Regions from separate parts of the Homo sapiens genome. Here region 2 is linked to region 1. Evidence: chromatin loops called from intact Hi-C (ENCODE). Cell type or tissue: gastrocnemius medialis. All regions are shown on one strand. Each heading gives the region's core, and the rest is flanking DNA. Links, peaks and the distances in the headings are about the cores only. Region 1 overlaps QNG1 (Q-nucleotide N-glycosylase 1). Region 2 holds the start of LOC101927575 (a long non-coding RNA gene).

Region 1 (14,866 bases), core at 1-2,500:
ATACGTTGCATATATTATTGACCTCAAGTGTAAACTGATCCAAAGAAAACCCCCTGCGTTTTATATCATATCATCTGTACAGTTTTGCTTTGATATTTAGAGAACATGATCGAGGTTATAGGAAATTGATTGCCCATTCTCACTTGAAAAATACTTCCTAGGCCGGGCACAGTGGTTTATGCCTGTAATCCCAGCACTGTGGGAGGCTGAGGCGGGTGGATCATCTGAGGTCAGGAGTTTGAGACCACCTGGCCAACATGGTGAAACCCCATCTCTACTAAAAATACAAAATTAGCTGGGCGTGGTGGCACGTGCCTGTAATCCCAGTTACTTGGGAGGCTGAGGCAAGAGAATCGCTTGAACTCAGAAGGTGGAGGTTGCAGTGAGGCGAGATTAGGCCATTGCACTCCAGCCTCAGCAACAAGAGTGAAACTTTGTCTCAAAAAACAACAACAACAACAACAACAACAACAAAACTTCCTAGGCCAGATGTGGTGGCTCATATGTATAATCTTAGCACTTTGGGAGGCCAAGGCAGGAGGATTGCTTGAGGCGAGGAGTTCAAGACCAGCCTAGGCAACATAGGGAGACCCCCATCTCTACAAAAATTTAAAAATTAGCCTAGCATGGTGGCACGCTCTGTAATCCCAAATACGCGGTAGGCTGAGGCTGAGGAGGGTGGATTGCTTGAGCCCAGGGGTTTGAGGCTGCAGTGAGCCACAGTCACGCCACTGCATTCTATCCTGGGCAACAGATGGAGACCTTGTCTCAAAAAAAAAAAATTCCTGACATCGCTATGTATTCCCAACTTTATCATTTGTCTGCCTGTTTAGTTTTGACTTATGTTTTTTTTTTTTCCCCCCTGTGGACATGTAGTTGACGGAAATCGTGAAGGAACTTTAATATTTTATTTAAATTTCCCAAAACTAATCATGCCTTATGTGACTAATCTTCAGTGATAATATTTCATCTACTGATATATTTTCTTGAGGTGTGTAATTTTCAGTATACCTTAATCATTTGGTATAAAAAAGAGAGAGGTTTTTGATATATGAATGCTGTTCTTGTAAAAATCAATCTTGACACTTTATTTTAAACTTTTTATTGGTAATGACAGTGGGTTTTGTACATCATGATTTTCAATTTAGGATATCTGTCTAATTTGTTTTTTCAGAGTAACTATATTGGAATTCAATAAAAATATTCAAAATTTTTCTTAAACCTGGAATGGATTATTTCATTAAAATAGAATTTACTATATATAATTTTAAAAGGTTTACTGTAAGTTAGATTATTTACCTTCTGCTGCAGAACTCTCATTACCTGTCAAGTACTCATTTCCCACCACCCCCGCCACATTCCTTCTAACAGAATCTTGATTTTGTTAGGTATCTACCTTGTCTGCTTGCTGTGACTTCAGAAAAGTCAGAAAAAGATGCCCTTTTCCCAAGCACTTTACTGCCATCTGCTGGAAATTTGTCATAATAACCTTACAAATGACTGTGAGTGAGGCCTCCTGGAGTTGTGCACTACACAACTTGCACAACCATAGGAGTGGTCCTGTGTCTATCCCTGTCCTGTATGACTCAGGGGATGGTGATCCCATCCCCAGTTCTGGAGGTAGATCTTGTATGAATGGTTTACTATTCCTGGTCACTTTACTCTCCTTGCCTGTGATTGCTTTGATAATGGGTATATAATCTAGTTCTGGACAGTGACACTGGATGACAAGTCTGCTGGGAAGCTTCTAGAAAAGGATTCTTCACTTTTAAGAAAGAGATATAGGACAAAGTTCCCTTTTCTTCCTCTGAGCAATGCTTTTAGCATGATACCTGCTATCATGCAGGTAGCCATTTTGTGGAGCTAGAGCCCAGCTATACTTTCCATGCCTGAGCCCATCCTATCCATGGACTTCATACTTGAGATAATAAACACATTACCTTATTATTTCCAGCATCTTGAATTAGTTTTCTGTAACTTGTACCAGAAAGCATCATAACAGTTTCCAGTGTAATCTCTGGGCCTCTGCTCCTGCCACCCTTCTGGCACTTCCTGTCTTCCCTTCCCCCTTTCCCTCTTCTCCTCCCCTTTGCTTCTCTGCCCTCCTCCTTCTTCTTCCCTTCTTTCCCCTCCCCCCTCTTTTTCTTCTCCTTCTCCACTCTCTTTTTTTTTATTTTTTATTTTTTATTTTTTTAGAGATGGTCTCACTGTCACCCAGGCTGGAGCACAGTCGTGAGATCATAGCTCATTGTAACCTTGAACTCCTGGGCTCAAGCAATCCTCCCAAAGTGCTGGGACCACAGGCGCATGCCACTATATCTGGCTAATTTAAATTTTTTGTAGAGATGGGGTCTCACTATGTTGCTCAGGTTGGTCTCGAACTCCTAGGCTCAAGCAGTCCTCCTGCCACTGGCCTTCCAAAGCACCGCGTTTACAGCTGTGAGCCATGGTTTCCCAGACCCAGCTGCCTTTTCTCTTCTGCCACTGAGCATAACCTGGAATCAATCCTGGATGCCTGCATTCTAATCTAGCCAGCAGGATTGAAGCAATAAAGAAGAGTAGAAAGAAAGGGTTGAAGCCAGGTGCAGTGGCTCGCTCCTATGGTCCCAGCCACTGTGTGGTGGGGAGGAACTGAGGTAGGAGGATCCCTTGAACGTAGGAGTTCATGTCCAGCCTGGGCAATGTAGCGAGATCCAGTCTCTTAAAAAAAAATAAGGAAGAAACAAAAAGAGTTGACAAGAAAGGCTCTAGTAGCCACCACATTCCATTTTGGTTTCATCTTACTAGAATTTAGTCACGTGACCACAACTAACTGCCAAGAAGGCTAGGAAAGTGGCATGTATTATGGGCATTGGATACCAGCTAAACTGTGTAGAGAGTATGGATGGGCCTGGGCACAATGGCTCATTCCTATAATCCCAGCACTTTGGGAAGCCAAAGGCGGGATGATCGCTTGAGCCCAGGAGGTCGAGGCTGCAGTGAGCAATGATCACCACTGCACTTCAACCTGGGCAACAGAGTGAGACCCAGTCTCGAGAAAAAAAAAAAGTATGGGTGGATACTGGGAAACAGCAAGAAGTTTTTGCCACCCATTAAGTGGATTTTATAGTTTTCTTACCTGATACAGACTAAGAGCATTAAAATAACATTTTGCCTAATGGCTTTAACAGCCATGGATGATTATTTTTCAGATCTATTATTTCATTAGGGATTGCAAAATGGTAGTGTTCTAGTTCTAACATTTTTGGTTTTTGGGGATTTGTGTGGAGATAACATCCCTCTTGGATTTCAGGGTAGTCTGGGGGAACATAATTAACATGGGGCTAGCTCCTGACGTTCCAGAAGAGAATGGAATGTAGAATTAAGTTCTGAAAGTGTTTTCAGTTGTGTTGATTCATTCTGCACACCCTTTTAAAGGTAATGAAAATGTGCACAGCCTCCTGAAACTCCCTGGCACAGTCCTCCATTCAGAGAAGTCTTTTCTAATTCTTTGGTGACTCAGTTTCCTTTAGTAGCCTTTGATTTGCCATCAGTTATAAAATATTTTGTTTTGTAAACAAATTTCAATTATTTTTCTTCAGAGGCCTCCTAATGATTTGCCTCACTCTATGAACTCAAGTTGTTTAGCCAAGGCACCTTGTCAATGCTTTCCAACCAAAGTAAACAGGTTAGATTTATTACTTGTAGCATGGGGTGACTCAGTAGGAGGATTATTTGGGGCAGGGTCTAAGGAAACTGTTCTGTTGAGATTGGATACTCTCAGAAAGCAGGATCAGTTATACTATTGGCTGCTCTACCATTGACTGCCTCAAATTTTTTCTATAGGGAGGGCAGACAAGAGTAAGGATAAAGCTGTCATTGGTAAAGAAGTCAGCAGTCACTCATTTTAGTGGAGATAGGATGTTTGGGTACTTTGTACGGCACGATGCCCTTGTATTTTTCTGTGGTTAGGCAAAATTCTGAAGTGGCCTTATTTAGTCTTACTTTATCATGGTCTCTGAGTAACCTTTCTGATCCAGTCTCTAAAAAAAAAAAAAAAGAAAGAAAGAAAGAAAAAAACAAAGGGTTGACAAGAAAGGCTTTGGTAGCCACCACATTCCACTTTGGTTTCATCTTACTAGGATTTAGTCACGTGACCACAACTAACTGCCAAGAAGGCTAGGAAAGTGATTATGTCCAACAGAAGACTAACTGGTATAGCTGTGGGTGCCAGGCCAGCTTTTTATCAGGGGCTGCTTTTTTTCCTTTATCAACCTTAAACTTCTCCCTAATTAGCACCAAGGCAAATTAATAGATTTTGTTTCATTCAATTCAGAAATCATGTATTGAGCTTCCTCACAGTGTCCCCTCCCCTGAAGCTGAATGGATAATGGCTTAGTCAGGCTGGCACCCCAGTCTGCCCCAGATGCGGATTTAATGACTGTATATGACCTAGGGGATCAGCTTTGAGGCAACTAGACCTTCCTTTTCCTTGCAACTCTGTGACCCGTCTTTCTCGAGGTGTGCTGTTTTTTGCTTTAGTTTAAAATTTCCAGCTTTTTGGTGGGTGCTATAGTCAAATACAAAACCTAAACAAGTAAGGGAATTGATCTATTCAGGCTATTACAATAGGAAAAGCACTCCAAATCCAAAGATCAGAGTCTCTTGGCAGGGTGGTTTTGCCTTAGACTTTTATAGAGAGGAGTATACAAGTTACAGGTGGAGGACTTACATGTGGGATTGTTTTGCAATCAGAAGTCTCAGTCAGTTGCCAAACAGGAAATATTTATCTCTGTGTCATGCTGGTTTTAGGTGGACAAAGAGTTCTAATAGAGAGACAAAGAATGAGGAATTGGGCTGAGCATGGTGATGCACATCTGTAATCCCACCACTTTGAGAGGCCCACACAGGAGGATTACTTGAGCCCAGGTGTTCAAGACCAGCCTAGGCAACATAGCAAGACCCCGTCTCTACGGAAAAAAAAAAAAAAATTGTAAAAAAGAATGAGGAATTGAAGGGTCTGTGTCTGGTCTTGTCCCACTGGGATGGGATAATCTCATGGGATACCATATACTATGGTGTATGCAGTTCATGGGTGACCAAATCATTGTTATGTGATGCATGCCTGTAATTTGTAAAATTCCTTGCAGGTATACAATTTATTGATTAAACAATTGGAAGTTTGGAGAAATATATTATTGTGCCATTCATCTAAATTTCTCTTTTTTCCATACACTGTGTATCTTTTCCTTTCTTTTATCCCTTTGGGTTAAGGATGTTTTAGTTTTAAATGAAATAAATCAAACTAAAACTAGCATAGTGAAAAAGCAATTGTAGTGATCAACAAAATAAGCCCAGGGATAGAGCTGGCTTTAGCCATGATCATGTAACTAGTTACAGTCTAGGGATTAAAATGCACAAAGACCATACCTCATATTTCTTTTCTTTTCTTTCTTTTTTTTTTGAGATGGAATGTCACTCTTGTTGCCCAAGCTGGAGTGCAATGGTACGATCTTGGCTGAGATCAGGAGAATCACTTGAACCTGGGAGACAGAGGTTGCAGCAAGCTGAGATTGCATCATTGCACTCCAGCACTCCAGCCTGCGCAATAGAGCCAGACTATGTCTCAAAAGAAAAAAAAAAAAGGAAAAGGAAAAGAAAGCACTAATCCAACTTCCTGTCTGGAGACAGGACAAACCTAGGAATTCTCTCCCTTTCTTCGCCATTCCCATTTTGCCACTCTCAAGATAGACTAAGAGTCAGTTGATATAGAATACTAACCTGTATTTGGTTGCAGGAGTAGAATGCAATTATTAAGGCTCAACAGCTTTGTTCCTTTTTTAAAAAAACATAAACATGTTGCTTTGGCCGGGCGTGGTGGCTCACGCCTGTAATCCCAGCACTTTGGGAGGCCGAGGCAGGAGGATCACAAGGTCAGGAGATCAAGACCATCCTGGCTAACACGGTGAAACCTGTCTCTACTAAAAATACAAAAAATTAGCTGGGCGTGGTGGCGGGCACCTGTAGTCCCAGCTACTTGTGAGGTTGAGGCAGGAGAATGGCGTGAACCTGGGAGGCAGAGCTTGCAGTGAGCCGAGATTGCGCCACTGCACTCCAGACTGGGTGACAAAGCGAGACTCCATCTCAAAAAAAAAAAAAGTGTTGCTTTGTTTTTTAGAGGCAGCGTCTCACTCTGTCACCTAAGCTGGAGTGCAGTGGTTTGATCACTGCTCACTGCAGCCTCAACCTCCTGGGCTCAAGCAATTCCCCCACCTCAATCTCCCAAGTAGCTGGGATTACAGGCGTGCACCACCATGCCTGGCTAATTTTTATTTTTTGTAGAGATAGAGTCTCACTAGGTTGCCCAGGCTGGTCTCGAACTCCTGACCTCAAGTAATCCTCCTGCCTCAGCCTCCCAAAGCATGAGCCATTGTGCCCAGCCAAGGCTCAATAACTTTGACGAAGCCTGAGTCAAAGTGAGAAGAAACAAATAGGTCACAATGGTATTTAGAGAGAAGCCTAGAAATACTTTGAGAACCAAAAATAGTATTTTGAAAGCAAGTAAAAAAATATAAAAAAAACTATGAGTTCATAGTTACCCTCCTTCTACCACACACGTGCTCCAAAAAAAGAAACCGTATTGTTTGATTTTGAAGGTTGGTAGGGACCAATTTGTAATTCTGAAAATTGGTAAATAAAAAGGAAAAAAGCATTTATTCTGTTATTCCTGTACTAACTGCATTTCAGGATAATCTGATAGAGGAAAAGCTCTTCTTTATAGAACAATACCAGCTAATAAATGCAAAAAGGAATATTAGAACATTACCATTGTGCAATCCCTAACGAAATAATAGATATGGGAAATGATCCTCAATGGCTTCTAGGTAAAATGTTAATGAGGAACTTTTTTTTTTTTTTTTTTTTTCCCAGACAGAGTCTCCTTCTGTTGCCTAGGCTGGAAGTGCAGTGTGGTGCCATCTCGGCTCACTGCAACCTCCGCCTCCCAGGTTTAAGCAATTCTCTTGTCTCAGTCTCCTGAGTAGCTGGGACTACAGACATGTGCCACCACACCTGGCTAATTTTTGTATTTTTAGTAGAGATGGGGTTTCACCATGTTGGCCAGGCTGGTTTCGAACTCCTGACCTCAAGTGATCCACCCGCCTTGGCCTCCCAAGGTGCTGGGATTACAGGCATGAGCCACCATGCCCAGCCGATGAGGAACTTTTTAATGGATGGATTATACTGAAAAATATCTGTACTCATCTATAATCTTAACATCACCAAAAGCAGGATATGCAGACATTACATGCCTCCTGGTGTGTTGCAACAGGAAGTACATATGCCCATCTATGAATTATTCTTGCCAGAAGAATTGAACCTGAATCTAATCAAGAATCTAGATCTAACTTACTGGTTAACAGGAAATGTAGGAAACAGAGGAACAAGTTAAATGAAAATACAGTATATGATCAGCCAATTCTAAAGTGTGAGAAATCCTATAGGACAAATAGCAGCTTGCTTGCTTGCTTGCTTTCTTTCTTTCTTTCTTTCTTTCTTTCTTTCTTTCTTTCTTTCTTTCTTTCCTTTCTTTCTTTCTTTCTTTCTTTCTTTCTTTCTTTCTTTCTCTCCTTCTTTCTCTTCTTTCTTTCTTTCCTTCTCTCTCTGTCTGTCTCTTTCTTCTTTTAAGACTGGGTCTCGCTCTGTCACCCAGGCTGGAATACAGTGGCATGGTCACAGTTCACTGTGGCCTCAACCTTCTGGGCTCAATTGATCCTCTCACCCTCAGCCTCCCAAGTAGCTAGGACTACAGGCACATGCTACCACAATCAGCCAGTTTGTAAATAGTTTGTAAAGACAGGGTCTCCCCTTGTTGCCCAGGCTTGTCTCAAACTCCTGGCCTCAAGCCATCTTCCCGCGTCAGCCTCCCAAAGTGCTGGGATTACAGGCAAGAGCCACCACACCCGGCCTCTTCCACTTCTTAAAAGGACACTAATTCCATCATGGGGTTCAACCCTCATGACCTCATCTAAATCTAATTACCTCCTAAAGGCCCTACCTGTAAATACTATCACATTGGGATTTAGAGTTTCAACATGAATTTTGGGGAACACAAGCATTCAATCCATAGCAATAATCCCCAAAACTGAAAGTTTCTCAAAGAGATATTTATGCATACATGTTCACAGCAGCATAATTAACAATAGCCAAAAGGTGGAAGCAACCCAAGGGACCAACAGTGGATGAATGGATAAACAATTTGTGATACATACATACAATGGAATATTAATTCAGCCTCAAAAAGAAAGGAAATTCTGATATATGTAACAACATGGATGAAACTTGAGGACATCATACTATGTGAAATAGTCACAAAAGGACTAATACTCTATGATTCCACTTCTATAACCTAGAATAGTCAAATCCATAGAGACAGAAAGTAGCATGGTGGCTGCCAGGGGTCAGAGAAAGAAGGAAATAGTGAGTTATTGTTTAACGGGTGTAGAGTTTCAGTTCTCCAAGATGAAATGAGTTCTGGATATTGGCTGTACAACAATGTGAAGGTACTTAACCATTTTATGTATGTATGTATGCATGTATGTATGTATGTATTTTTGAGATGGAATCTTGCTCTGTCGCCCAGGCCGGAGTGCGGTGGCATGATCTCGGCTCACTGCAACCTCCGTCTCCCAGGTTCAAGTGATTCTCCTGCCTTCAGCCTCCTGAGTAGCTGGGATTACAGACATGCGCCACCATGTCCAGCTAATTTTGTATTTTTAGTAGAGATGGGGTTTCGCCATTTTGGCCACATAGTCTTGAACTCCTGACCTCAGGTGATCCACCCGCCTCGGCCTCCCAAAGTGCTGGGATTACAGTGTGAGCCACCACACCCAGCCAGTACTTAACAATTTTAAAGTGTACAGCTCAGTAGTGTTAAGATAGTCAATTTTATGTTATGTACATTTTACCACAATTTTTTTAAAGGTGAGGGTAATTGTTATTGATTAAAAGAGAATTAAGGTACATATCAATCAAATGCCATATATGGTCCATGTTTGGATCCTGATTGCAGCCAATCAGCTGTAACACAAACAACAAAACTTGAGATTCATTATATAGAATACTGCAGCTCTGCTCAGCTCAGCCTCTGGGGAGGTGTGTTGACTTTGTCATCTGACAGATGGAAGCTTCAGTCTTGCCTTTGTCACTTAACCATGTAGGCTTGAGCAAGTTACTTGTTTTCTGTTTTTAAATTTTTTTATTTCCATAAACATTCATTGACTCTCTGGGATGTGCTTATTATCTATTATGTATTAGACATTGACTGTGCTCAACAATAGAGACATAAGGCCGGGCGCAGTGGCTCACGCCTGTAATACCAGCACTTTGGGAGGCCGAGGTGGGCAGATCACGAGGTCAGGAGATCGAGACCATCCTGGCTAACACGGTGAAACCCCATCTCTACTAAAAATACAAAAACATTAGCTGGGCGTGGTGGTGGGTGCCTGTAGTCCCAGCTACTTGGGAGGCTGAGGCAGGAGAATGGCGTGAACCCGGGAGGCGGAGCTTGCAGCGAGCTGAGATTGTGCCACTGCGCTCCAGCCTGGGTGACACAGCAAGACTCCGTCTCAAACAAACAAACAAACAAACAAACAATAGAGATATAAAGATAAATAACAGGTTGGGCACAGTGAATCACACCTCTAATCCCAGCACTCTGGGAGGCCAAGGTGGGAAGGAAGGCTTGAGACCAGGAGTTCAATACCAGCCCAGGCAACATAGAGTGACCCTATCTCTACAAAAAATTCAATTAGACCGGGCGCAGTGGCTCACGCCTGCAATCCCAGAACTTTGGAAGGCCGAGGCAGGTGTATCCTGAGGTCAGGAGTTTGAGACCAGCCTGGCCAACATGCCAAAACCCCATCTCTACTAAAAATACTGGGCATGGTGGCGGGGGCCTATAACCCCAGCTACTCAGGAGGCTGAGGCAGGAGAATCACTTGAACCCAGGAGGTGGAGGTTGCAGTGAGCTGAGATCATGCCATTGCATTCCAGCCTGGGTGACAAGAGTGAAACTCTGTCTCAAAAAAACAAAAACAAACAAACAAAAAACAAATACAAAAAAAAATAAAATATTAGCCAGGCATGGTGGTGTGCACCTGTATCCTAGCTACTCTGGAGGCTGAAGTGGGAGGACCATTTGAGTCCAGGAGTTCAAGGTTACAATGACCTGTGATCAAACCACTACACTCCAGCCTGGACAACAGAGTAAGACCTTGTCTTTTAAAAAAGTCATAACGTTTAACTCCACCATCCAGAGATGATGGTGGTTATCATTTTAGTGAATTTTGTTGAAAATTTTTACATCTTATGATTTTTTATTTTAGTCTTAAAAATTATTTTATTTTACAGACAGGGTCTTGCTCTGTCACTCAGGCTGGAGTACAGTGGCTCAATCATAGCTCACAGCAGCCTCCCACGCTTGGGCTCAAGCAATTCTTCTGCCTTAGCCTCCTAGGTAGCTGGCACTACAGGTGCAAGCCACTATGCCCAACTAATTGTTTTTTTTTTTTTTTTTTTCTTTCTTTCTTTCTCTTTCTTTCTTTCTTTCTTTCTTTCTTTCTTTCTTTCTTTCTTTCTTTCTTTTCTTTCTTTCTTTCTTTCTTTCTTTCTTTCTTTCTTCTTTTTCTTTTTTTTTTTTTTTTTTTTGAGAAGGGATTCACACTGTGTTGCCCAGGCTGGTCTTGAACTCCTGTCCTCAACTGATCCTACTGCCTCGGCCTCCCAAAGTGCTGGGATTGCAGAAATGACCCACTACACCTTTGGCTTTCTTCTAATCTTCTGCCTTCTAGGTCCACATGGTCAACCTATGGTTTTGTCCAGCACCAGACTGGACAAATGTGTAAGTTAGCAATGCAGACATCATTGAAGATTTTGCAGGGGAGACAGAGGAAGGGGTTTGAATTGCACACTTCACAGCAGGAACATAAAGGCCACCACTGGGTGGGCGCGGTGTTTCACGCCTGGAATCCCAGCACTTTGGGAGGCCGAGGCAGGCAGATCATGAGGTCAGGAGTTCGAGACTAGCCTGACCAACATGGTGATACCCCGTCTCTATTAAAAATACAAAAATTAGCCAGGAGTGGAGGCGCTTGCCTGTAATCCCAGCTACTCAGGAGGCTGAGGTGGCAGAATCGCTTGAAACCGGGAGGCAGAGGTTGCAGTGAGCTGAGATTGTGCCATTGCACTCCAGCCTGGGTGACAGAGCGAGACTCTGTCTCAGTCAATCAATCAATAAATGCCTCCGTTAGCCATTCCCAGTGTCCCTGGGATTCCCTTATCAGTTATTCTCTGCCTCCTCTCTGCTTCAGCTTCTCCCAACACCACCCCCTTCCCCCATCTTCCTCATTCCTTCTCAAGAGCAGTCAAATAATTCTTCCCCTTGTCTCATATGAGCAACACCACCCTCCTCTCTGAAGCTTGGGTACCAACCAAATCAGGCTTCCAAGGCTTATCTTCCACCTAGGGGCAGGCTAGCAAAGCATCTTCTCAGCAAAACTTTGTCTGTCCACATATAGATTTCCCATTCCAGCTGTTAAGGAATAGTATTCTCCATGCCATCACAGGAAGGCTTTAGGCAAAGGACAGACAGTGAGATTCATGTCCTAGATAGATCAGTGTAGAAGGTGTGGAGGGTGGATTTGTAAGTGCAAGACTGGAGACAGGGGGACTAGTTGGTAGGCTGTTGCAGTAGTCTAGGTGAGTGATTGTGAAATCTTGAACTAGAGTAGAAAGGATTTGAAATATTCAGATGTAAAACAAGCAGAATTTGGTGATTAGAATAGGGAATGGGGTGGAGGCGGGGAGGAAATAAAGGTAGCCTCCAATGAATCCTGCCTCCTAGTATTCATACTTTCATGCAACCTGTCTCCTGAATGTGGGATAGACCCAGTGACTTGCTTCTAATGAACAGAATGTGGCAAAGGTGATGGGATATCCTGTCTACAATCAAGTTATAAGTGACTCTGACTTCTCTTTTGCTGATTTTCTTTCCATGGCTCATCTTACATGCTCAATGTGATGCAGAGGGCCACCTGTTCAAGGAACTAAGGGGAAGGAACTGAGGGCAGCCTCTGGCTAATAGCCAGCAGGAATGTGTCCCTCAGTCCAACAACCCTCAAGAACTACCACCAAACACTATAGAAGCTTGGAAACAGATTCTGCCAGTTGACCCTGAAATGTTCGTGGCCCTGACTGACACCTTGATTGCAACCTTGTGACAGCCCTGAAGCAGAGGATCTAGCTAACCCATGCTCAGATTTCTGACCTATAGAAGCTACGACATAAGAATTTTTTTTTTTTTTTTTGAGATGGAGTCCTGCTCTGTTGCCAGGCTGGAGTGCAGTGGTGCAAACTTGGCTCACTGCAACCTCCGCCTCCGGGGTTCAAGCAATTATCTGCCTCAGCCTCCCAAGTAGCTGGGATTACAGGCATCTGCCACCACACCCAGCTAATTTTTGTATTTGTAGTAGAGACGGGGTTTCACCATGTTGGCCAGGATGGTCTTGAACTCCTGACCTTGTGATCCGCCCACCTCGGCCTCCCAAAGTGCTGAGATTACAGGTATGAGCCACCGAGCCCGGCCAAGAAATTTGTTTTAAGCCACTAAGATCTGAAGAAATAGTTCAGCAATAGATAAATAAGGTAATAGGTGTATAATAGTGTTTAGTAGATGAAAATGTCATTTTTCATCCATTTTCAGCCAGATTGTTACCTTAGACCAGAATATTTCAAATTGCAGGCTGCAATCCATTAGTAGGTCATGAAATCAATTTAAAGGGTTGTAATCAACATTAAGAAAAATTGGGCTGGGTATGGTTGCTCATGCCTGTAATCCCAGCATTTTGGGAGGCCAGGGCAGCAGGATCACTTGAGGCTAGGAGTTCAAGACCAGCCTGGGCAACACAGCAAGAATCCATCTCTACAAAAAAATAAAAAATTAGCTGAGCATGGTGGCCGGTGCCTGTATTCCCAGATACTTGGGAGGCTGAGGTGGGAGGATTGCTTGAGCCTGGAAGGTTGAGGCTGCAGTGAGTCATGATTGCACCACTGTACTCAGCCAGGGTGACAGAGTGAGACCTTGTCTCAAAAAAAAAAAAAAAATTGAAGTAGAATAGGGCCAGGCATGGTGGCTCACTCCTGTAATTCCAGCACTTTGGGAGGCTGAGATGGGAGGATCACTTGAGGCCAGGAGTTCGAGACCAGTCTGGTCAACATAGCAAGATCCTGTCTCTAAAAAAAAGAAAAGTAGAATAGAATAAAATAAAATACATAGAACATTGCACTTAGTAAAGGTAAGTATTGTTTCCCAAAACTTTTGTTTTCATTCATTTATTTATTATTTATTTATTTATTTATTTATTTATTTATTGAGATGGAGTCTCGCTCTGTCGCCAGGCTGGGGTACAGTGGTGCAATCTCGGCTCACTGCAACCTCTGCCTCCAGGATTCAAGTGATTCTCCTGCCTCAGCCTCCCGAGTAGCTGGGATTACAGGCTCGTGCCACCACACCCAGCTAATTTTTGTATTTTTATTTTTATTATTTTATTTATTTTTTTTTGAGACGGACTCTCGCTCTGTTTCCCAGGCTGGAGTGCAGTGGCATGATTTTGGCTCACTGCAACCTCTGCCTCCCGGTTTCAAGTGATTCTTCTGCCTCAGCCTCCCGAGTAGCTGGGACTACAGGCACGCACCACCACACCCGGCTAATTTTTGTATTTTTAGTAGAGAGGGGTTTCACCATGTTGGCCAGGCTGGTCTCGAACTCCTGACCTCAAGTGATCCACCTGCCTTGGCCTCCCAAAGTGCTGGGATTACAGGCATGAGCCACTGTGCCTGGCCTTGTTTTCATTTATACACATACCTGTGTATTGAGTCATGATGTCAAGGGAATTTCTGATAGTGGCTCAGTATCAATCAAATTCGAAAGCCAGTGTCCTGGGCTTGCTTTTCAGATTGGGGTGATGGATTATTTCCTAGTCTTCCAAGGTTCCCCTCATGATTGGTGGAGATTGTGGTTGCCCAATTTGACCATAGGGCCAAGCAAATCCACCTGGCACCAGTTGACAGGACCCAAGCAGTATGTTTCCTTAGGAAAGCTAACATTCTCTGCACTAAGTTAAGGAGCCAAAGGCAAAATGATGGCACAGAAACCACCCCTCCCCCTTTTTTTTTCTCAGACGGAGTCTCACTCTGTCACCCAGGCTGGAGTGCAATGGCATGGTCTCGGGTCACTGCAATCTCCGCCTCCTGGGTTCAAGCGATTCTCCCACCTCAGCCTCCTGAGTAGCTGGGACTACAGGGCCATGCCACCATGCCCGGCTAATTTTTGTATTTTTAGCAGAGACGGGGTTTCACTATGTTGGCCAGGCTGGTCTCGAACTCCTGACCTCATGATCCGCCCGCCTCAGCCTCCCAAAGTGCTGGGATTACAGGCGTGCACCACCGCCCACCCCCATTTTTAAAGAAACCCCATTTTTAAAGTATAAAGCTTCTTTTCTCCCCGCCAGAGAAATTAAGGGAATTCATCAAACATTATAGCAACATTAAAAGAATTTAAAGTGGGAGAAGAGGTATGATCTGTGGTTTCCTTAATACTTCCTTTAATACTTCCTTTCTTTCCTGGATCCAGCTTTTCTCAAAATATGGGTGAGGGAAGATGATTTAGGCGAAAAGGGCACATATTTCTTTATTTAATTTGGTCTAGCTGTAATCTTCTGTTTGTTACTGCTTTTCTGGTAAAGTGGACTGGGCATGGATGTTTTTCTCTGTAGGACAAGCAGCCCAAAGCTGGTCTCCCATGGGACATATGCAGAGTTCTTCAGTGGAC
Region 2 (17,064 bases), core at 5,723-8,222, 120 kb before region 1:
CGCCACCACACCCGGCTAATTTTTTTGTATTTCTAGTAGAGACGGGGTTTCACCATGTTAGCCAGGATGGTCTGGATCTCCTGACCTTGTGATCCGCCCGCCTTGGCTGGGATTACAGGCATGAGCCACCGCGCCTGGCGAAATAATACAGATTCTAAACAAACTTTCCCAGAAAATAAAAGAGAAGGGAACACTTCCCAACTTATTTTATCAGGCCAGCATTACTCTGATACTAAGTCCAGACAAAGATATTACAAGAAAATAAAATGATATGCCTTATGAATATTTTTGCAAAAACACTCAATAAAATATTAGCAAATTTAATCCAACAAGATATAAAAAAGAATAACATACTTGTTCAACATGCAAACATCAATCAATGTAACCCATCATTATGACATTCTAAAGAAAACCACATGATCCTATCAATGTATGCAAAAATATCACTTGGCAAAATTCAATATTCATTCGTGATTTTAAAAACTCTCAGCAAACCGAAATAGAGTGGAACTTCCTTAACCTAATAAAAGGTATTGTCAGTGGGCTAAATTGTGTTACCCCAAAATTTATGTAATGCCCTAATCCCCAGTACCTCAGAATGTGACTGTGTTTGGAGACAGAACCTTTAAAGAGGTAACTAAATCAAAATGAGGCCGTTAGGGTGGACCCTAATCCAATCTGACTGTCGTCTCTATGAGAAGAGGAAATTTGGACAAACAGAGAAGCACCAGGGATAAGCCCGCACAGAGGAAAGACCATATAAGGATATAGCGAGAAGGAGGCCGTCCACAAGCCAGGAAGAGAAGCTCCAAAGAAAATAAACCTGCCTACACCTGGTTCTTGGACTTCTAGGCTCCAGAAATGTGAGAAACAAACTTCTGTTATTTAAGCCACTCAGTTGATGGTACTTTGTTATGGAAACCTTAGCAAACTAATACAAGTACCTACAAAATATCTACAGCTAACATTATATTTAGGGATGAAAGGCTGAATGATTTTTCTCCCAAGATCAGGAATAAAGCAAGAATGTCTGCTGTCATTGCTCTAGTGCTTACGAAGAGGAGAGTTCAGGTGATTTATCAAGGTAGCCCATTCCAGAGATGTTATCTCCTCAGGTCAATACCCCCCAAGACCAACTACACACACACACACACACAAACACACACACATATACACATACACCTGTTATCTGGATGTCTTAGTTAAAACTAATTTTCACCCACAATATCAAAATAGTTGCCTCAATTCACTTTAAGTGTCCAGAAGCAGCTTGGGCATAATGAGGAAAACGGACAGGGAATCAAATTAGCAGCAGGATTATGAGGTCTGCATAAAAGAAAACTTAAAAAGGAAAGAAGAATTTCAGGGCACTCATATATGAAAATTACAGCCTGCACATCCCTGCAGTGTTATAAAGGGTCAGAGTGCATTTGATGGAGCTTTCTAACCATTATGTTCTCTGGTCATAATATAATATCTGTATTCTAATTAAAAAGGAGAAAAGGATGATTATTTAAAAAGCATAAAGCTTCTTAGAAACCTCAGTTTCTGGCATTTATTTGAAGGTTTCTACTCTCCCCACATATAATGTATCTGAGCAATTTAGAACTATATCTAACAGGCTCCACTTCACATCTACTCTTGCAAGAAAACGGTTTCATGCAAAATGTGAAAATTGCAGCCGGAGCCATTATGTAAGCTACTTAACCTATAGTAGGGGAGGTCTACATGCTATATGTTGCTCTGGATTGTCATGGAAAAAAAAGGTTCAAAAGAAAATAAGGATTATGTTCTGAGGCTGTTTTTCCCTGAGGCTCTTTAAACAATGCCTCTATCTGTTCCCCATTTTCCAATTGTCTTTTCCAGAGATGTGGCAATAATTTAGTTGTATTATGTGCTGTCACTTCTGCATTAATAAACACCAGGACCTGCTGAGTAATTACAGAATAACCTCATAATAAAATGCAGTGAAGAGCTCTAATTAAATGTTAATGTTGCTTAAAACTATCCTACTTTAAAATGAAAATTTTCCATCCATGTATCCTAATGAGTTATCAGAATGCATTACTCCCAAATAAAATGTACAAACGAGAAGGTAAACATAAAATATTACCACCAGTAGGCATGTGTGTGGAAACATTTATAATCAAAATTAATATACTACATTAAAATTACTGAAATATAAATGCATACCAAAATGCTGTAACAACAATGGGGGAAGATTTTTATGAAAGCTCATGCTTCACTTTGAAAGGGAAAAATGCCAAATTATTCTTCAGTCACGTAGTAGGCAATAGAGGTTAAAGCTACTTCTGAACATGGGACTAACACAAGTTAAACTAAGAACATCTACAACTTCTATAAAATAATAGAGCTAAAAGAAAACTCACTGTCTAATTGAAGAAACAAGGACTTCCATTTACTTTATTCTTTAAAATCTGCCAAGAAGGGGTTCCCCTCCCATATTATGTTGCTCTGCTTCTTCACCCACACATCATCCTTCTGGGCATTTAGTGTGCTGACCTAGGTAGACATGGTGAAAATCTATTACTCATAGGTATCTATATAAACCCATTACTCTTTTTGTTTTTTGTTTTTTTTTTTTTTGAGATGGAGTCTCACTCTGTCACCCAGGCTGGAGTGCAGTGGCACAATCTTGGTTCACTGCAACCTCCGCCTCCCATGTTCCAGCGATTCTCCTGCCTCAACCTCCCAAGTAGCTGGGATTACAGACGCCCACCACCACACCCAGCTAATTTTTTATCGTTTTGGTAGAGATGGGGTTTCACCACATTGGCCAGGCTGGTCTCAAACTCCTGACCCCAAGTGATCCACCCACCTCGGCCTCCCAAAGTGCTAGGATTACAGGCGTGAGCCACTGTGCCCCGCCCAACCCATTTCAATTTTCATATCACAGGAAGAAAGTCACAATCATTCCTCCTTCCTTTACATTGCCGGAATAAACAAGTCAATCCATTTAGTCTTTGGAAAAGACCTATCCCCCAACTCTTCTGCCATTATCTGCTGAAATCTGCTATACATTCATCTCACATTTCTGTCAAACCACTTATACTGCTACTTCTCATAGGCCTAATTAATATTCTTTCATGTAATCAGTCTTAAAATACAATCACAAACCTAGTATAGTATTACCTAAAGAATTCTGCAATATGTATTCCTGTTTTGTACTTCCTGTTAGCTTACTCTTTTTCTCCAAGATGAAAAACTAAGAAAAGTTTTATCATTGACAAATTTGAAATCTTTGTTTCCATTACCAGGCTCTTGCGTTATTAGGGATATGTGCCCACTTCAGTGACCTGAGTCCTGGATATCTCCCACACTTGACCTTCCAAGAAGTGGAATCCCTCACACCCACTTATAATACAAGCTGTTGATGCTGCTATTGATAAAGATATTTGTTTACTGCTGACTGTGATGAGATATGTTGGGACCTTTTCTTCCCAGTTTACACCAAATACATAGAAGAGGTGACTTTTCCTAGCGTTCCTCAGATTCTCTTTGGCCATGGCTATGTCTCTTTGGAACAAGACTAGATGCTCTAAGAACTTCTGCTGAACAGCTTGTACAGCCCGAGAGGAGAAGGAGGGAAGGCAAGGAGACATCCAGGGCCTGGCTGAGACATCTCATGTTCTCTCCCATCCCTGGGAACTTCCCATCTGTGTGCAGGGGATTGTCTGTGTCATGAAGAACCAACATGGCACTGACCACCAATCAGTCACCAGACACCACAAAGAGTTGTCGGCAAATGGCGAGACCTCCCCTGCTGCCCCTTGGAGAACAGGAAATAGAGTCACTCGGCAGTTTTCAGGAGGATAATACTTCAGGACACAAGCTTTGGAGTCAGACAGACTTGAGTTTGCATCTCAGTTCTGATGCTTGCTAGTTGTGCCCCCTTGAGCAGTTTGCTTAATCTCTCTGAGCCTCCATTTCATCATCTATGCATTGAGAATAATGCTCACCTCACAAGATTATTATGAGAAATAGGTGAGCAATATATGACAAGCACTTGGCATGCTGAGTGATTCAAGTATTTAATTAGTGGAAGCTGCTATTATTACTACTACCGCCTCTATTAATGGTGTCTTTCCCCGCAAGTAGCAACACCTCCTGGCTTCTATAGTAACACTGATGTTCTTACCTTGAAAAACTTTCAAGTCATCTTGGCCTCTCCCTCAGTCCCCACATCCAAAGTCACCAGGTCTTATCAATCCATCCTCTCCTTTGCATCTCCATTGCCACTCCTCTAGTTTATAGCTTCACTAACTCTCACCTTGACCTTCACTCAGTAAATGTCTATTAAAGCACCTACTGTGTGCTGGGCATGGTGTAAAATACACACATGTAAAATATCTCAAAATATGTATAATCTGGTGGTATGGCAAGGAAATACAGACATTTAGACAGGTAACCAGAATGCAAGGCCAAATGAAACAGCATGGAATATTTAGAAAGGTTTCACATACATATGATTCAACAACAACAAAAAAGATGTACAGGAAGGTTTCACAGAGGCATTGCCCCTTGAGGGGAAACTTGAACAATTAATAAAAAGAAGAAAAAAAAGGCATTACAGTCTGAGAAAACAGCATGAGCAAACACAAGACCTCAAGAATTATGTCACGTGGAGAAAATGCTGAGTTATACAGTGGGACCAGAGTGGGTGGGGAGGACAGAGCCACAGCTGAAGTCGGAAGCAGTCAGTCAGGGGAGTGGAGTGCTTCCAATTCCCCTTCAATGTGGATTCCTCCTGCCTCAAGGTGGATTCCCCTTAAAAGTCTGCCTCCTCCCCTAAAGGCTGTACAGCTATAGACAAAGTACTTACCTTCCCTGAGACTCATTTGTAAAATGCAGACAACAAAATACCTACTTCATGCTGTTCTTGAGGGGATTAAATGAAATAATGTAGGTAAAGAACTTTACACAATGCCTAGACTATAGTAGGCACTTCACAGATGGTAGTTACTGTTTTCCTAGGAAGCTGTCATGGACTGAATGTTTGTGTTTCACAAAAATGTGTATGTCAAAGCACTAACCCACAGTCTGGCTCTATTTGGAGATGGGGCCTCTATGGAACTAAGGTTAAATGAGGTCATAGGGTGTGACCCTGGAGTCTTGATTCAAAAGGATTAGCCTTTATAGAAAGAAACACCAGAGAGCTTGCTCTCTCTCTCCATGAGCACCACCAAGTAAAGGCCACATAAGCACACAGTAAGAAGGTGGCCATTTGCAAGCCATCTGCCCTCACCAGAAACTGAACTGGCCAGAACCTTGAACTTCTAGCCTCCATAACTGTGAGGAAATAAATTTCTGTTGTTTAAGCCCCAAGTCTATGGTATTTTATTATGGCAGCTCAAGCTGACTAGTACGGAGGCCTTGAATGGCATTTTAAGGGGTTTATTCTTTATTTTGTGGACAATGGAGATGCCTTAAACATTTCTGAGAAGGCAAGAATTAACATTTATATCTGACTATCTGAGAGTTGAAGAGTAATGGGGATGTCCTCTTTACTGACCTCCTGCACCCTGCCCCTGCCTCTTCCCATCCATTCATGACAACCAGTCTATGATTAATATCTCCAATATGGCTCAGATGAGCTGCTCAAAATGTTGGCCTATAGAATACAGCCTGGATCCCTTAGTTTGGCATTCAAGCTGGGAAGATCAGACCCTGGCTTTTGCCACATTTGTGTCTTTGCTCAAACTGTTCCTTCCACCAATAATATTATTTCCTACTGTTTTCAGACAGAATCCAATTTATCCTTTAAGACCAATGCCCATGCCACTTGTCTTATGATGTCTCCTCTCCACTGAACCCCTACCGTTTATGCCTCTAGCATGTCACGGTGGTCAACCTCTCTATTCTAAATAATGTTGTTTATAGCTCCTCTAGTAGACTGTAATGACCTGAGGTCAATTTTTGTGGCTTTCACATTACATGGCACAGAAAAGAATTTGAAGGAGGTATGAGGGAAAATCTATAAAGCAGGAGAGAAAAACATTAGGCTTACATAGGAGAGAGACAGTCTGGAAGAGAAGAGGGTTTTTGAGAGCAAAAACTCTTATTGAAAGGAGAATTAGAGTCACTTGATGTGGGTGTGCATTGTGAAACAGATGAATTTCCCTGCACCCCAATTCCCTACAGAGTCTCCATCTCCATTATACTCCCATACACGTGAATTCTCTGAAATTCCCATGAGATACTAGATGGGAAAGATGGTTATTGGGTGACAATAATCATAATCATAGTTAACATCTGTTGAAGACATACCTGGTGCCTGGCGCTGGGCTACAGTACAGGTTTTCAGTATTCCATATGTTATGTTCTTTTTTAGTCCTGAAATGCCTGTCTTTCTGTTGATATAATGTGGCCATTTAAGTGTTCTTTTCATCTGAAATTTTATTCAGAGATTTATCCAGAGGATTATATGCTGCATTAAAACAATGAGTTCAGTCAGGGAGCATTCATTTAGAAAGTTTCTAACCCTATCCCTCCTCTGTTTAAGACTAATATTAAGACCCTTACTTAAGACTCAGGCACTTACATCACTGTAGTTTTAATTCCAACTTTCTGGCTTACTAATGAGGAAAAACAACTTTTATTTTGATTTTGAAAACATCTATTAAATCCCTATAAAATATCTTGGTTTTTTTAAAAATACATCTGAGATAATCTTTCCCTACACATATTTTAAAAACCTTAAAACCTTTTCCTTTTTTTAAAATGTTTTATTTCCATACGTTTTGGGGGGAATGGGTGATGTTTGGTTACATAAGTTCTTTGCTGGTGATTTGTGAGATTCTGGTGCACTTATCTCCAGAGCAGTATACACTGAACCCACTTTGTAGTCTTTTATCCCTCACTCCCTTTCCACCCTTTCCCCTGAGTCACCAAAGTCCATTGTATCATTCTTATGCCTTTGCATCCTCATAGCTTAGTTCCCACTTATGAGTGAGAACATACGATGGACAAACAACTTTTTTATGTCATTAGTCATTTCTATATTTGCACCCCAGTCTATCAGAGTCACTGGTGAAAACTGGCAAAGGGTGAAGGAGAACTCAGAGAGGAAGAGGCTAGGTGCCCAGGATTAATCCCAGCCCTTGGCATGGAGCCTGCCTGCCTCCTTTTTCCCAGGACCCAGTTCTGTCTCCTTCCCTCCCCTCTATTCCTCCAAGGCCAGCCCCAACCTTTCCTAAGATTTTTATTTTATCTAAAAACTTCCCAATAATTCTACTTGGAGATACTTAAGCCAGGAGGACAAAGGATACACAGTCACAAGCCTGGCGTACTCGCAAGTGAAACAACACCCAGAGACAAAATTTATTTTTAAATAAAATATGGAGATTTCTGGTTACATGAAATAAATATACAAATTACCAGTATTCTCAATGGGCTTCGATGTGTGCAGTTAGTAGCCATGCCCTTTGCTGAGAACTCTACTTGCATTATCTATGTCAGTCCTCATGGAGGGGGGTGCTGAATAATTACTATCTATCTCCTTTAGCAATGGGAAGGGTAGGAAGTTACCCTGGGTAGATGGCGCAGGACACTGAGAGTCCTGTTTTAATTTTGACACAAGGAAAAGAGATTTTGCTATATGCCCTCAGCTAGCTTAGGTAGGAAAGGGAGAATCTCCCTTCTTATTTTAATCAATATGTGACTGATTTAAAGGAGCCTCAGAGGCCTTTAGCACTAACAAGGCCCAATCTCTAGGAATTTAAGAATGACAGTGAGTCTGGCACTGTGAGGAGCCTGATGCATGATACCACCGGGGCGCTGAAAGAACACGGCTTATATCACATCTCACACCCTGCCTAGAGAAAGCCACTTTTATTCTAGGCCAAATTCCAAAGTGAAACTGGCAATGGATTTGTTATAATGTTAAAGTTAAATAAAATTGTTCCCAGTAATACAATCACTTTCCTGCTTTTGAAATCTTTATTGTTTGTTATTACAAAAGCAAATAAAACACACAGAGACTGTTGCTGTGCACACCTGCAGTTCTTATTGCAAGCTCCCCCAACCCTCCCTGAGGGCTTTCTCTAGCAGCAGAAATTAGCTCACTACTGTGCAGGGCAGGCAGGTGCTGCCAGGCTGTAAGCCAATCCCTGTTCCCCCCATAACGAATGGGAGATGGAGGGTAAATTGCCCCTCGGGTGGGACAACCTGAGGTGTGTTCTACACAGTTTTCAGAGGCCCCCAGTGGAATGCAGATCCAGTTGCCCCCAGCAGTGACCTGCTCTGAAGTAGTTTCCTTCCTTTCCCTCTCCCTTCACCTCTGTCATCAGGGCTTCCTGGGATCACCTCCCAAATAAACTACTTCTGCATAAATCACTATATACATCTGAGAAAGCCCAACTCAAGACAATTGCTGTAGTTTGAATATATATACATACATATATATATATGTATGTATATATATATAGTTTGTTTGTTTGTTTGTTTGTTTTGGAGATGAAATCTCACTCTGTCGCCCAGGCTGGAGTGCAGTGGTGCGATCTCGGCTTACTGCAACCTCCACCTCCTGGGTTCAAGCTATTCTCCTCCCTCAGCCTCCCGAGTAGCTGGGACTACAGGCATGTGCCACCCCACCAGGCTAGTTTTTTTTATTTTTAGCAGAGAAGGGGTTTCACCCTATTGGCCAGGCTGGTCTCAACTCCTGACCTTGTGATCCGCCCAACTCGGCCTCCCAAAGTGCTGGGATTACAGGCATGAGCCACCACACCTGGCCCAGTAGTTTGAATATTTATCCCCTCCAAAAGTCATGTTGAAACTTAATCCCCAATGTGGCAGTATTGAGATAGGGCCTTTAAGAGGTGATTGGATCATAAGGGCTCTGCCCTCATAAGTGGATTAATCCATTCATGGATGAATGGGTTAAAGGGTCAATGAATATATGGGTTACCATGGGAGTGGAATGGGTTGCTTTATAAGAAGAGGAAGAGGGACCTGAGCTCACACATTCACACGCTCATCCCTCTTGCTGTGTGATACCCTGCCCTGCCTCAGTTCAGAGTCCCCATCAGCAAGAAGTTTCTTACCAGATGTGGCCCCTCGCCCTGGGACTTCATAGCCTCCGTAACTGGAAGAAATAAATTTCTTTTCTTTATAAATTACCCAGTCCGTTTTCCATTGTTATAAGCAACATAACAATGCCCATATATGAGTTTGCTGAGGCTGCAATACCAGAGTACCACAGACTGGGTGGCTTAAACAACAGAAATTTATTTTCTCACAATTCCAGAGGCTGGAAGTCCAAGATCAAAGTGGCAGCAGGGTTATTTCTTCTGAGGCCTCACTCCTTGGCTTATAGATGGCCATCTTCTCCCCTTGTGTTTACACAGCCTTTCCTCTATTGTGTCTTTGTCCTCATCTACTCCTCTTATAAGGACACCAGTCATATTGCATTAGGGTCCACCTATATGACCTTATTTTACCTTAATTATGTGTAAAGACTCTTTCTCCAAATACAATCACATTCTGAGGTACTGGGATTAGAACTTCAGCATAGGAATTTGGGTGGGAACACAATGCTGCCCCTAAGAGCCCAGTATAATCAAAACAAAGTTATATCAAATATTTATTGAAAACACATGCTTGTGTTGACTTCACCCAGCCAGTGAATGAGTCAAGCCTGGTAGGCTGTGGTGGGATGTTTGCTCTGAATCTGCATAGGCTTGTCTTCCAGAGACACATTTATATTCTGATACTATAAAGCAACCATCAGCATTAAGGGAATTGCCCAGTTAGGAATTTAGCATAGATTAATCCAGGCTCCTTCATTCTAACTATTTCTACTGCCCTCTAGGGTGACCAACTCATCTTGGTTTGTCTGGGACTGTCCCGATTTTAGCAATGAAAGTCCTGCATTTCAGTACTTTTTCCGGGGCACAGCAGGATGGTTGATTATCCTTAGTCTCTCATATTTGAGAAATGCGGGGATTTGGGGGAATCAGGAGTAGATAGAAAGAGAGAGAACAGATGACCATTTTGTTTGTCAGGCTGGGTTGGATTGGATGACTTCTGAAATTGTTTCCCGTTTCATTAGTATGAAGAAACAAAGATGTTATCAACTCCTTGGATATTTACCTCTGAAATTCAGTAGTTGGTGAGAAGGTGAGACCAAACATGATAAAAATAATAACTCTAGCAATATTCCAAGAGAAGCTGAAAGGAAGGTGAGAGAGCAGATAACTCCTTGGGAAAAGGTGTCCTCACACTTCCAGACAGAAGAGATCCTCTCTTCTTCTCCTGCCTCACTCACACACTCATGCTCCTCTCTGATTTCCGGTTATACTGGAAATCATCTGTTAGACTTGTCTGCATGCTTCTTTTTCCTACTAGATACCAAGTTCCTTGAGAGACTGGGTCTTATTCATCATTGAAGACCCTGGCACCAAACAGGTATAAATAATTACCTTTTTTCTTCGTATATTTTATTCACAATACATTGTGCTCCCAAAACCAGCATTACCTCCAGTGGGTATCAGGAGTGCCTGGAAAAGAACATTATTGAATGGGTGATCTCTTCCATAATAATCAAACTAATCCTATTACTGATAGAATTACTGATTAACAGTGCCCTTTCACCCCTTGAAGCTTAGTATTTGTGATAGATCTACACTGTGTCTTTCCATTTGATTCATGCAAGATCTACATTATTAGATTGTAGCCATTTCTCAGCCAAGAGTAATTCTGTTGCTTCAAGCTATACATCTATTCTAATAGATAGAGGTGTTTTTTGTTTTTGTTTTTTACCCAATCTTGTCTGAGGTTTTCCATTGTTTTTGCTAGATAAGTCCAACATTTATTAAGTACCCACTGAATATTTTGCATGAATACCATTGATTTATTCAAAAAAATTGTGTCGGATATTTTAGGACTAATTACAGTGGCAGTGTGGTATTATACAGAATCTCTGCCTTCAAGCAATGTCTGATCTATTGAAGGAAATGAGACATATATACATGAAAAAATAACTGATTGTGGATCTTATGTAAAGCAGTAAATTTAATGTGCCAAATGAGTAACATAGAAAATAAATTCCCTGAATTATAATTATTTTGTTTGTGTTGCCAATTATACTGTGAGTATATTGAGAATATATTATTTTATAACCTCAATACCTGCTTTTAAGAAGACATCTGATTTTTAACAAGTTTCCAAGGTGATTCTTCTTTTTTTTTTTAGACAGAGTCTCCCTTTGTCACCCAGCCTGGAGTGCAGCAGTTTGATCTTGGCTCACTGCAACCTCCGCCTCCCAGTCTCAAGCAATCCACCCCCTCAGCAGCCTCCTGAGTAGCTAGGACTACAGGTGCATGCCACCGTGCCCGGCTAATTTTTGTATTTTTTGTAGAGACAGGGTTCACCATGTTGCCCAAGCTGGTCTCAAAGTCCTGAGCTAAAACAATCCACCCACCTCAGCCTTCCAAAGTGTTGGGATTACAGGCGTGAGCCACCACACCCAGCCTTCCCATGTGATTCTAATTATGCTGAAGTTTAAGAATCACTACTGTGGACAATAGGAAGAGATTAAAGAATTTGGGCAATAACATGGCATGATAGAGATATTTGATGAAGATTCATCTGGTGGAGTGCAAGATAGAGCAGAGCATGGAGAAACTGAAGATAGAGGAGACAGAAAGAAAGCTGACTGCATTTTTCCATGCATGAGATAATAACACCGGAACATTAGGAATAGTATGAAGGAAAGATCGGGTAGGCATGGAAAACATTGAGAAGGAGGAATCGCTGAACTTGGTGACTGAGTGTTAAAGAAGAAGAGGGGGAATGAAAAATAATTTCAACATCTTTAACTTTAAAAACTGGAATAATAATAACAGTAACAGCTAACATATATTAATCACTGTGGCAGTCACTGTGGCCTGGCTGCCTCTACAACCATGCCCAACTCTCTTCTCTTATTACAGAAGCTGGAAAACTAGATCGTCACTTTCTTAGCCTCCTTCAAAGTCACGGGAGGACATGTGACTTAGTCCTGGCAATAAGATGTAGGGAGAAATCTTTTGGAAGGCTCCTGGGAACTGGGAAAGCTTTTGCTTTCCTGATGCAAGAGACAGTCGATGCCACCCCTGCCTTTTCCCCTTCATTTTGCCTTGATCCCTGGAGCTGCAGCAGCCTGGTGACCTGTGATAGCCATGAAGATGAAAAGCTGACATGGGAAAGATGGCAGAAGGGAAAGAGAAAAAGACATGCAGTCTTTGGTGGCACCACTGAACTGCTGCAGCAAGGCTGGAACTTCCCACCTCCAGAATTCTACTTATATAAGATAATTATGAGCCAGATGTGGTGGCTCATGCCTGTAATCCCAGCACTTTGGGAGGCCAAGGCAGGTGGATCACCTAAGGTCAGGAGTTTGAGACGAGCCTGACCAATATGGTGAAACCCCATCTCTACTATGTTGTGGCATGAGCCTGTAGTCCCAGCTACTCGGGAAGGCTGAGACAGAAGAATTGCTTGAACTAGGGAGACGGAGGTTGCAGTGAGCCAAGATTGCACCACTGCACTCCAGCCTGGGTGACAGAGGGAGACTCCGTCTCAAAAAAAAAAAAAAAAAAAAAGATAATTAAATGTATTTATTGCCTAAGCTATTATTAATTGGTGTTCTGTTACTTGCAGCCTAATACAACCAAACTGATACAAGCACTGACTACATTCCAGGCATTGGTCTAAACATTTAATTCAATGCTTACAACAACTTGATGAGGGATGTGTTATTATTACAAAGAGGAGGTAAGGAGGCACCAGGAAGTCAAATAACTTATCCAAGTCCACATACCTAGTAAATAGCACAGCAGGGATTTAAAACCCAGCAGTCAGCCTCCAAAGCCCTCAATTGTAATCACTATATATACAGTTTCTCAATAATCGTGATAGCACAGATAGAAAATAAGGAGTTGGGAACAGGTGTTAATGGCTGGAAATCTGAGTAGAAATATTCATCAAGGAGTTAGAAATGCCAAGTCTGAGGCAAAAGAATATAAAGGATATTATTTAGAATAAGGAGCCATCTGCATTAAAATAAGAGTTTATTTAGAGCCTACAGCGGTTCCAAATCCTCCTTATCTACAAGGTGAGATGAATAGAACCATAAATATATAGCATGGCCTGAATACTCTTTTGTTGACAAAATGCCTTTGACTATCCAAAAACTGGCTCCCTTGTTACTGCAAACGTTTAAATTCTGGCCTGTGAATACAGTAACATCATTTAAAGGAATGCTGTGAAGTGGGGTCCAAGGCTGCTCTCCACTCCTGGCTGCCAGGGAAGATTTTTGGCTACGCATAGCAATTCTCCATTGTAAGCCAATGCCAAACATAGCGTCAATCTTCCAGCCAGCTGCCAGTTTGCAAGGCCATGGTGACCCAGCAAAGCTACCCAGAATCTGAAGTGGGCTTCCAGGGCTGTTGACCATTCTATCACCTTCAACATCAGGGCAGCCTGTCCTCAGAAATGAGAACGGATGCTGTTTACCTTTATTCCACTGGTATTCCGAGTAAAAAGTGAGGACCAAAAAGCGAGAGGGAGGGGGAAACAGATAACATTAATTCCAAATAATAAAAATAATGGTAATAAGCTTGCCGTTTTTGAGCACTGACCCTGTGCCAGGCTCTGTGTGGAGTGAATGCCTTTCACGGATTATCTCACTTGAAGCAAATTAATCTTGTGTCTGCTTCTATTTTAACAGACTCACAAGGTCTGTCGCCCAGGCTGGAGTACAGTGGCGCGATCTGGGCTCACTGCAAGCTCCGCCTCCCGGGTTCACGCCATTCTCCTGCCTCAGCCTCCAGAGTAGCTGGGACTTACAGGCGCCCGCCACCACGCCCGGCTAATTTTTTTGTATTTTTTTGGTAGAGACGGGTTTTCGCCATATTAGCCAGGATGGTCTCGATCTCCTGACCTCGTGATCCGCCCGCCTCAGCCTCCCAAAGTGCTGGGATTACAGGCGTGAGCCACCATGCCCGGCCCAGACTCACAAGGTTTCTAAAGAAAATCGTGGTTAATCACTGAAGATACTGTGGCATTTGCCAATTATTGTTGTCGTTGTTGGCTTGCTTGGGGTTTTGTTTGTTTTGTCTTCTTTATTCAAAGGCCTAACAAAGGTCAGCTGGAATATTCCACTGATGCCCATGGACACTGCAATAATTTTCAAACAAGGCTGACAACCAGAGCAATAGATCAGTCCTGTGGAAAACAGATTGGCCTACCTGGGAGAACTGAGAGGGCAATATATGAAAAAGAAACATCTATGAACTTCCTATCACCAACTTTGTCAGGTTGGTATTTACATAGTTCTAGAAATGGGGCCAGTGTAATCCTTATTAATGCAATACAAGGATATAAATGCTCAGTGGCATTGGAAAAGAACTTAAAAAGGGAAAGATGTCTACACTACAGTCCTGGTATTGGTTAGAATGTTTTGTACTTTCCTTGGTGATGAGCTGCAATTAACCCAGTTCTGATCTGGACGTGCTGATCTTCATCACAAATCACCGATGACACTGGAACAATTTCACTGTCATTAAATGCTTAAATGATGTTACAATCACCTAAACAACTAAAGTACACAAATTAAAGCTTTAATTTATAATCCTTTTGCAAAAGCACTCCTGTTAGAATTTAATTTAAGATTTCTGTAGACTCACACTCTAAGTCCAATCATTACAATTAATCCAATCTCTCTAATCAAGGATGCATGTCTTTACTTACTCTCCCTAAAAGTAATGAAGATTATAAATGAATGAATTTCATTACTGTTCATGATTTTGGTCAATTGTTCTCAGTTTCTCAGTCTCAGGTCATTTCTCTCTGGGAGGCTATTTGAAAGATAAACAACTCTATATTTAGATACTACCAACGACAATAACAACAACAACAAAAGACAAAAAATACACATCAGGCTTATTGCAGAGATAAGAATGAGACAAGCCGAGTCATCATTGAAGTGGTCAGCAGTCCAAGGCCACTCATCTTTCATAATCAGCAGCTGTGAAGGGCTTTGCCAAAGGGCAAGGGGTAAGAATCGCTCACGGCCTCAGAGAAGTGGTTCCCTTGCATTAGTGGCTAAATCCAGACAGACCAGAATAAAACCCGCCGGTGAATCTGATCCAGTATTTAAAAGTGCACAAGCAGGAAAGTACTTAGCAAGTCCCTTCATAATTCTGCAAAAGTTTATTCTTTGTCCCAAAAGAAAATGAGGAAGTGTATTCCCCCCTCCTAGACTTTAAACTCAGGATAAAGAGATACTCCTAGCGGAGTATCTGGTGCATGATGGGAGATTAGTAAATGTTTGTTGAAACTAAAATTAACTAGCATGTCCTATCATTGAATCTGCATAACAGCTTGACAGAGTAGGTATTGTTGTCCTATTCTGTAATAAAATTGAGGAATTAAGAAAGATCAGTTTGGTAACTTGTTAACAAGGAATGAAGCCAGGACTCAAACTCAGGTCTTTCTGGCTCCAAAGTTAGTGTTCTTTTCATTATGTCATGCTGCTGCAAAACACCTGCTTTGCTAACTTAAGACCCTTTCTGTTTCTTTTCTAATTATACAATGCACAACACTCTTCTATAAATGTAAAGCCCCCTTCTATTCCAATCTCCTTATTCTCTGCAGATGATCTCATTGTTCCTTTATTCAAAATGTGGTGGTGCTTCTTCTACATTAACATCACTTCCTGTCTCTTCCCTATCTTTGCTTCCTTCACTGCTGTCCCAGATTAAAAAGTGACCTTCCTCTATTTCAAGGTGAAAGCCCCTCTTTATGGCTCTTAATCTCCCCAGTCTGACCACATTTTAATACTTCTTCATTCTTTCTTCTGTGACTTCTTCCTGCCAGTGTATAAATGGTTTGATGTGCTTCCCATCTTAAAATACACACACACACACACACACACATACACACACACACACACACACACACACCCCACCTCCACTCACCAGGCTATCCCTTGAACTACATTCCTGTCCTTCCCTCCTTCCCTTCACTACCAAGTTTCTTTTTCACAGCCTTCATCTTCTAACCATCTCATCATGTACAGAAAATACTCTCTTGATAACAATTGAAAAATCAGATCTACAGATTTTCTTAGTTTTCATTCTCCTCAGATTCTCTGCAGCAAGCCACTACCACCAATTCTCATTTCTTCACGTGATCTTCTCCCATGATTTGTATAAAGCTGTTCACTCTCAGATCTGCCTCTCATTCTCTGACTCCTCTTTCCTCTTCTGACCCCAGAGGTAATTGATGCCTTTGGTTATACCCAGAGCCCATTTCTTCCCTCCACATTCTCTCCTTTGGGTATTTTACTCAGTCTTTTATAACAATCTTCAGTTTTGACTAGTGCTCCAGTCCACATTTCCAACTCCTGTTAGATATTTCCATCTGCCTGTTTCCTACTGACACCCCAAACTCACTATGCTCAAAATATAGTCATAATCTTTTTTCATACATATTTATTACATTGTAAATACTATTATCTCAGTCATTATGGAAAAAAATTACCATGTTAAGGTTGCAGTGTTCAATGCTACAAAGGCCAAATATTAATCATAGAGGCCTAATAGTCAAATAGAACTCATTTTTTCTTTTGTTTAAAGATTATTTTCCAAAATTAATGCATTTTTCCAAAAGTAATGCATATGCTAAAAAGAATAATTCAAAAAATACAAAATAGTATATTACATACGTAAAAAGTAGGTTGTCTTCATCCCTGAACACCTTAAATCGAATTCCCTTCCTCAGAAGCAGTATTATTGGTTTTATCAGTGTTATCAGTTTGCTATAGAAAATGTGCCAGAAATATTCCGTGTATTTTCAAGTATATATGTATAGATGCCTGTCTTAGTTCATTTTCTGTTGCTTATAACAGAATACCTAAACCTCGGTAATTTAAAAAGAAAAGAAATATATTCCTGGCCAGGCACAGTGGCTCATGCCTGTAATCCCAACACTTTGGGAGGCCCAGGTGGGCAGATCACCTGAGGTCAGGAGTTCGAGACCAGTCTAGCCAACACGGTGAAA

What was found. Peaks named below come from ENCODE experiments on the same cell type or tissue, not always from the same donor. Only the 100,000 strongest peaks of a DNase experiment are listed, where the experiment ranks them.
Region 2: it touches region 1 in a loop (2.3-fold over the local background); 1 of 110 quality-filtered maps calls a loop at or near these places.

The regions. Positions count from the first base shown.
Region 1 is chr9:83,924,666-83,939,531 of GRCh38, reverse strand. It overlaps QNG1 (Q-nucleotide N-glycosylase 1), which reads left to right. Exons shown (of 4, transcript NM_032307.5): 4 at 1-1,221. The coding sequence ends at 21. It overlaps LOC105376335 (serine/arginine repetitive matrix protein 1-like), which reads right to left. Exons shown (of 3, transcript XM_011519284.2): 3 at 14,647-14,866. The coding sequence ends at 14,730. Among named protein-coding and RNA genes, the nearest start is that of KIF27, 11 kb to the right of the region's middle. In gastrocnemius medialis, for the core only: a CTCF peak has its summit at 1,481 (motif pointing left); no DNase peak of the experiment used is centred there.
Region 2 is chr9:84,052,754-84,069,817 of GRCh38, reverse strand. LOC101927575 (a long non-coding RNA gene) reads right to left here and starts at 6,375. Exons shown (of 9, transcript NR_110995.1): 1 at 6,289-6,375; 2 at 2,391-2,523. In gastrocnemius medialis, for the core only: no CTCF peak of the experiment used is centred there; a DNase peak (open chromatin) is centred at 7,078; H3K27ac peaks cover 1,387 bases.